Regions from separate parts of the Homo sapiens genome. Here region 2 is linked to region 1. Evidence: chromatin contacts called from ENCODE Hi-C or POLR2A ChIA-PET data. All regions are on one chromosome and are shown on one strand. Each heading gives the region's core, a stretch centred on a gene start or an enhancer-like site at or near the end of the contact. The rest is flanking DNA. Distances are from core to core; before and after follow the strand shown. Region 1 overlaps AOPEP (aminopeptidase O (putative)). Region 2 overlaps ERCC6L2-AS1 (ERCC6L2 antisense RNA 1).

Region 1 (3,371 bases), core at 552-3,051:
GGCAAGGTGGTGCTGACTGGCCGTCTCAGGCTCAAGGACTGGAAGACATTAGGAACCTAGGATGACATCAATAGAGAGATTACAAACGCAGGTAGAGGAATGATTGCTTCAGGAAGGCCTTTCAAAGGCCTGACAATTTCTCTTGAAGGATGGCCCCAGCAGTGTTCTCTGAAGGTAGGACTGTCAGTCTTTGTGTGGGGAGAACAGTTCAAAGAAAACCAAACACTTAAGCATAATCTTTCAGAGGGTGAAGAATCATGGTATAATGATGATAAGATGCTACTTCTCGATCTGACAAGCAACACAGCTGTTTAATGGCAAAAAGAAGATTCTAGTTAACCCAAAAGCTGTGAGTTCACTCTGCCTGTTGCTCCAACAGAAGAGAGAGAGCCTGGCCCCCAAGAACTCATGTGATCCAGGAATTTGCCTGGTATCCAGATTCTATGGCTGCCTCAAAGCCAGCCCACAGTGAATGCTGATCTTCAATGATATCTTCACTCACAGGGTCAGTATGGTTTCTGTGTGGAGACCCTAAATCAAGCACTCACTGCCTTAGAAACAGTTACACATCAGCCTTGCCTAAGTCTGGACCACCAGACTCTTGACAGCCATCACAAGATGAGGCCATTTTACTTGTCTCCCTGACTTCCTGCTTCTAAGTGACTTTGGGACATTATATATCCTCTTAATACCCGCTCTGTAAAAAATGGAACATACACACACATTCTCACTACCTACCTTGCTTAGTACAAAGTGGTATTGTCAAGACGAACAAAATAATCCTGGCCAAGGGCTTTCAGGGTCCCAGAAGAACATCACTTTATGAATACCAGTTACTATTTCAGGAACACAAAAATGAAAGAACCAGAACACATTAGAAGGGGAAAGCCCCTACCTATAACATAGGACGCAAATAAAGTCAAATAATTTTCTCAAGAAGGATAATTGAAATAAAAGAGAAAATGGAGAAAGTGAACACAAAGAAAGCAACAAAGGGGAAGCACACATGGGCATAAATCACCTTGCATGTGCCTCACAGCTCACAACTCATTCTGTTTGTTCATCTCTACAGCAACAGCAGGGTTGCCAGTAAACAAGGGATTAAAATTTTACAGAAAAAAAGGATGGTATGAGCTGCTTTCTATCATTCACACCCACCTGTTTGAAAAAGCAGAGAAGAGTTATACCACACAACAGGGGAAAGAAATGCCCATTCAACATCTTTTTAAAAAACAATCCATGCAGAAAGAAAATTGAGAATTTATTAAAATCTGAGAAAGAAACGACAACAATAACAAGAAACAAAACCCACACACAAAACAAAAATATGCAGCACATCGGAGAAAGTAGAGAAGTTGGCAGCCATGGTGAATTCAAAGGCATACTAATTTAAGGCTCAAAATCTGATTCCTGAGGCAAAGAATCACTATGGCTGCATCTTGCCTTGAAATCAGGGGGTCACATCCCCTGAAATCTAAAGAAGGATTGTTTAAAAGTAGGGTGGTTTTGGTTTGAGGGATCAAAAATTCAAGTAAAGCCAACAAAGAACAAACAAAGAAAAATTCTCAAAGCTGTGAAACCTTGCTACTTAAGATAATGACAGAAATTTATGACTGCTTCCTTCCCCAGCAGAAAGGAGCATAATTAGAAAGCTGAAAACAACAGGCCCTTTGTACCAGCATGTTATGTTTTGCTTATTCTATTACACATTGGCTGGGAGATAAGAATAAACAGGACAACACCCTGTCTAACCCGGGAGGAGGGAGTGGAGGAAAAGGCTGGTTACATTCATTCTTGGGCATGTACGTGCATACCGTTTATTTGCAAATTGAGGTACTTAAGAAAATTGTGCATGCAATAGTCAGGAACTAGTATAAACATTCAGAAGTCTTTTATTGCACAATCAAACCTTTTAAGAATAAGCCTTGTGTAATAGGGAGCTTTATAGTTTTTCCTCATAGTGAAGCATGTTGTGAAGATTTTAATAATTGATAATTTTTTCTATGGTCTTTAATTGTCAATCCTATTTTCATTCAGTTGTTGTTGCTTTTTTTAAAAAAAAAAACAAAAAACAAAAAACAAAAAACCTTTCAAACTAGGATGAGCAAATAAAACTAGGATGAGACACAGCTTCCCTCTCTGTGACCAACGATGTCAAAAACCCTTGCAAAGAATCAATCAACAGCTGCCAGGGGAAGAAAACGTGGTGATCTGAGACTTCTCCCTTCTCTACAAAGGGACGGTTGCCCGTCTGGGTGCCAGGTGTTCTGATAGCTTCAGCCATGGAGAATTCTGCTCAAGAACAGCAGCTGCTAAGCCAATCAGGTTCTCATTAGCCAGTCGGGAGATGGTATAGGTATCTACGGTCCCAAGAAAAAAAAAAAAAAATTTGATCTCTTCCCATAACCCGTCTGCCTAGAATGATGGACCTGACTTAATCTTGCCATTTCTTAGTGACTCACTTGCTCCTGGCACCCAAGCTCACTAAGAACGGGGCTAAGGAAAGCCATTTTAAGACCTCACTGACCTGCCACCATCCTGGCCTTCATTCTACTCCTCCAACCCATGAGAGTGGTTCCCACCTTGAGGCCTGTGGACCGGAGTGCTTTTCCACCAGATGGTCACAAAGCTGATTCCTTTTTATTCTTCAGTCTTAGCCCAAATGTCACCCTTTAAGGAAGCTTTTCCCTCTCACCCTAACGATGCTATTGATTCTCCCACTGTGACACTTACTTGATTTTATTTTCTTCATAGCATACATCTTAATTACTTGTTTCACGTACACTAATTTTCTCCCCTGACTAGAATGTCCATTTCATAAGGACAGAGGCCTCCTCTATCTCGTTCACCCTTGTAGGCTTTGCATCGTAAGTACTATCTGGCACACAGTATACGCTTGATAAATATTTATTGCAAGAATAAATAAACAATAACCAAATTATCAAGATTATCTGGTATAGAACAGGTGGGGAAAAGCTCAAACAATCTGTCACCTGTCATCGGCCACACTATAGTCATTTTTTTCCCCTCAATTTTCCCAGTGGGATGAAGGGTGAAGATGCATGTGAACAGCTGAGCCATGAAGCAGAACTACACAGCACATGGTTTTTTAACTTCAGTGCTCTTCACAGAAAACCACTCTGAAATAAGTTGCAAGAGATTCTTGAAATTCAAATACAAGGAAAAAAAAGAACATATATGGACGACAGCTAGGTAGTTCTGCCAACCTAACTATGCCATGACATGTAATTGTGAACTGCTGAGAGACAAATGCAAAGCAAAGCATTTCCTATACACACATACAAAGGTAAGATTAAGGTGTTAATTTTTAAGCAACTGTCATATGCCTGGTTCTAGAATATGATTCCATT
Region 2 (3,371 bases), core at 615-3,114, 1.1 Mb before region 1:
GTGGTGAAACCCCATCTCTACTAAAAATACGAAAATTAGCCAGGCGTGGTGGCGGGTGCCTATAATCCCAGCTACTAGGAGGCTTAGGCAGGAGAATTGCTTGAACCCGGGAGGCTGAGGTTGCAGTGAGCCAAGATCGCGCCATTGCACTCCAGCCTGGGCAACGAGCAAAACCCTGTCTCAACAAAACAAAACAAAACCACAGCGCTGAGTAAAAAAATAAGAAGTAGAACAAAGTCTAATAAGATACAGTAGACTATATTATTATATTTTGCAAGAGTATGTATACACGTGTTAGACTTCAAACTCAGAGCAGTTGTCTATGGAAAGGGGAATGGGAGAGGGAACGGTAACAGAATGAGGTGAAAAAGGAATAAATATCTAAATTAAGTGTTTTGCTTCAACTCTAATGATCAGGTGATATGAACTGAGGAATATGATTAGTTCAACTCTGGCACTGAGGTCATTTGAAAATATTGATAACATATAATATCTGTATTTGATGAATGTGCAGTGTAAATGAGGAAGATGACACAAGATTTACTTTATAGTAAAAACATGCTGAGTAATATAAGTCAAGTAAATGTAGGTGTGATCAGAGATTAGTGTAATCAGAAAGAAGGCATTCTGGAAGAGATAAGCTTTTAGCTGGCATTGAAGAATAGTTATATTTAGATGTGTCAGTTAGATAAAATATTATTCTACACAAGGTAAACTTTGAGAAAAGTCAGAAAATGGAAAAAGTTCATGTCAAGTGTGAAAAACCAGTGATTAAGTTTTGCTGGAGTATTTGCGCCTGAAGGGGATTAGTGAGAGAAAGGGTTCCTGGAAGATTTTAAAGGTGAGGCTAGAGAGTCCAGTTATTCCAAGGCAGTAGAGATCCACTGAAGACTTTATAGCAGGAGAGTGACATCCCAAGGACACAGGGGTCATTGCTGATGCTCCCAAAGTGCCTGCTGATCTGAGCTGCCAGGGTCATTTGATTAGTATCAATGACTTCAGGGACTCATCTAGAGTTCTCACATTTCCTTGTACTTCATTTGACTGAAGAATAAAGGACTTAGAAAATTGGAGCCCTAAGAAACAGTGAAAATAAGTCTGGGAAAATCCCTGGAGCCTAAAATTAAGCTCTGCCTGTTCTTGGTTTCTTGTTGCTCTCTGGCAACTTCATTAAGTTTCTATTCCTCTTTCCACTCCAACATATTGCAGCCCTTTGATGCCTTTAGATTAGCAAGTTCAACACCTTCTTTGGACTGTAGGTATGAAGACCCAGTTTTGAGCTAGGCTGACATTGGACAAGCTGCAAGGCCAGCAGTTCCTGCATCAGGTCAGCACAGGGAAGTAGGTATTAAAGAGCTGAGCCAGAGCCCTGGGTGCCAGGGCTGGGAAGAAGGCTGGTCTGGCAATCTCAGAATGGCATGGTATTGATAGGTGAGAGCAAACACTCATGATTATGGAGGTCTAACTTGAAGTTGCCAGGTTGTCGTGACCTACAGACTTAGTCTCATTGTTCTTTAAACTTAGTTTGAAAATTTAGAAAGCAACAGAATGAAAAAAGTTCCGCTTAGTTATCTTGCCTTCTCTTGTCACTCAGGTGAGAATGTGAATGCAACTGGACTCTTTTTCTCCTTGCCCAGTTCCTACACGTAAAGATTCCTTTACCAGGAACAGCCCTTAAGTCTTTCATGTCAGTTGTTTAATTCTCTGGAAACTGACCTCTGTTTCCCCATATCCTTCTTGCCTAACTTGTAGATTTCCTGGAGTTTGTCTCCCTGCAGCTGAAATTCTGGCAGCCAATAGGGGACTCAGCCTCACCCCAGTCTCTAGAATCAAACCAGGTATTAATAGGAGGGATTAAGTTGCTGTGACTCAACGCTTAGGCACTCTAGCAGCAAAGATGCTTGATGTTGTCCAGCCCTGATCTTGGGCCCCAGTTTTCACAACAGGCTTCTATCTTGCTCCAATCTGCTCTTTACACAGCTGCAAAAGCCCCTGCCTTGGCAACGTTCCTGGTAACAAGATCCCTCTGGGGAATGGCTCAGCCTTGGTCTTCCACTCCTCCTCCCCCCCATCACTTCTGCTGCCCCTCATATACTGAAGCCTTGCCCTTGAACACTGTCTTCTTGATATTTACACGTTGTGCTCAGTATGATGCTTGGGTCACAGACGATTAGTAAAGACATGAACTATGTTCATCATTCCTAGGGGGAAGGGGAAGGGCCAGGGTTCACTAAAAGGGTGTCATTCATTGCTGATGTCCTAGAAACTGCAAACTGCCAATTTGAGTTTAGGAAACACCTATTATTCTACCTTGATTGTATCTAAAAATGGGGTGAGAAGGAAAGTGGTTTAGTGAACTCCACCCTCAGGAATAAATGCAGAGGGCAACACCTCAGTGAAGTGTGGTGGTCTGCAATGTATATTTCAGACATCTGCCATTCCATGTCCTAGGTATGTACCTCTACCCTGCCCTTGGAATAGGAAAGTAGTCCTTGTATTCAAGCCAAATTGATATTAGGAGATCCACATATGATCTTATCAGGGACACTACAGTCTGTACTCTCTTTCTTTGCTGCCTTTCAGGGAACATATACCAGACCTAGAACACTGATGACTATTCAGGAAAGGTATGGAAGAGTGGGCACAAGGTGGGACCCTGACTATTTTCTGGAGTCACCACCAGCTGGGACCCAGTTCTGCTGACTGTTGTAGTCCTGTTGTAACAATTGCTTTCATGTTTGCTAAAATAAATAAATATCAATGTGTTTAACCAATAATGATAACCACTTTGCTTTTTGGCAAATCCTAAAGAGATAAAACTAATTCATATAATTTAGCGGGGAGAGAAAAAGGCACACACAAAAGTCTCATCCTCCTAGATCCATTTACCATCTTGAAAGGGACAAGTAACAGATAACTTGTTAATTATGGAAGGATTCTATAACCTTACTCACTTCTACCAGATTGGTTACTTCATTATCCTATTTCTTTTCAGAGATCAGGAATAAGATCCTTAAATTTTTTAGGTTTCTGTGCTTATCTACAGATGTAGAAGAAAATGCAAAATGAGGGAGATTATGCAGTGGTATGAAACAAAATCTGAAGGGATAGAAAGGATGGCTGAGTTGCTGGAGAGGAAAGAAAGCTGAGTTCCTGGGGCCTGCTTTGAAGATGAAAGGAAGGCACCAGGAGATAAACTGGGCCAGAGATAGGTCTTGTGAGGCTTTGCAGTTAAAAAACCTGCAGATGGTTTTTGGATGGGATCAAATATCAGAAAGGCAGATAAGCCACAAACCCAAATTAGTTTCCAGTTAAGTTATTGCTCTCAGATACAAAACTCAATACAATACTTGGCATTTTGTTTCACATGC

What was found. A loop is a pair of places that touch in the nucleus more often than their neighbours do. ChIA-PET counts read pairs that join two places held with the same protein, here RNA polymerase II (POLR2A).
Region 2: a map with no recorded cell type shows a loop between it and region 1 (2.4-fold over the local background). The contact joins two enhancer-like sites. A Hi-C loop is called at or near these places in 1 of 37 single-sample maps with no recorded cell type. POLR2A ChIA-PET finds 5 or more read pairs at or near these places in 1 of 52 experiments (activated CD4-positive, alpha-beta T cell).

What each region holds. Positions count from the first base shown.
Region 1 is chr9:94,804,186-94,807,556 of GRCh38, reverse strand. All of the region lies in intron 5 of AOPEP (aminopeptidase O (putative)), which reads right to left. Among named protein-coding and RNA genes, the nearest start is that of MIR2278, 4.1 kb to the left of the region's middle. Within about 2 kb of position 1,801, at least 11 of the 41 ENCODE cell types and tissues checked have a DNase peak (open chromatin) inside an H3K27ac peak, as active enhancers do.
Region 2 is chr9:95,855,888-95,859,258 of GRCh38, reverse strand. The region is part of intron 1 of ERCC6L2-AS1 (ERCC6L2 antisense RNA 1); the gene reads left to right. Among named protein-coding and RNA genes, the nearest start is that of ERCC6L2, 18 kb to the left of the region's middle. Within about 2 kb of position 1,864, at least 3 of the 41 ENCODE cell types and tissues checked have a DNase peak (open chromatin) inside an H3K27ac peak, as active enhancers do.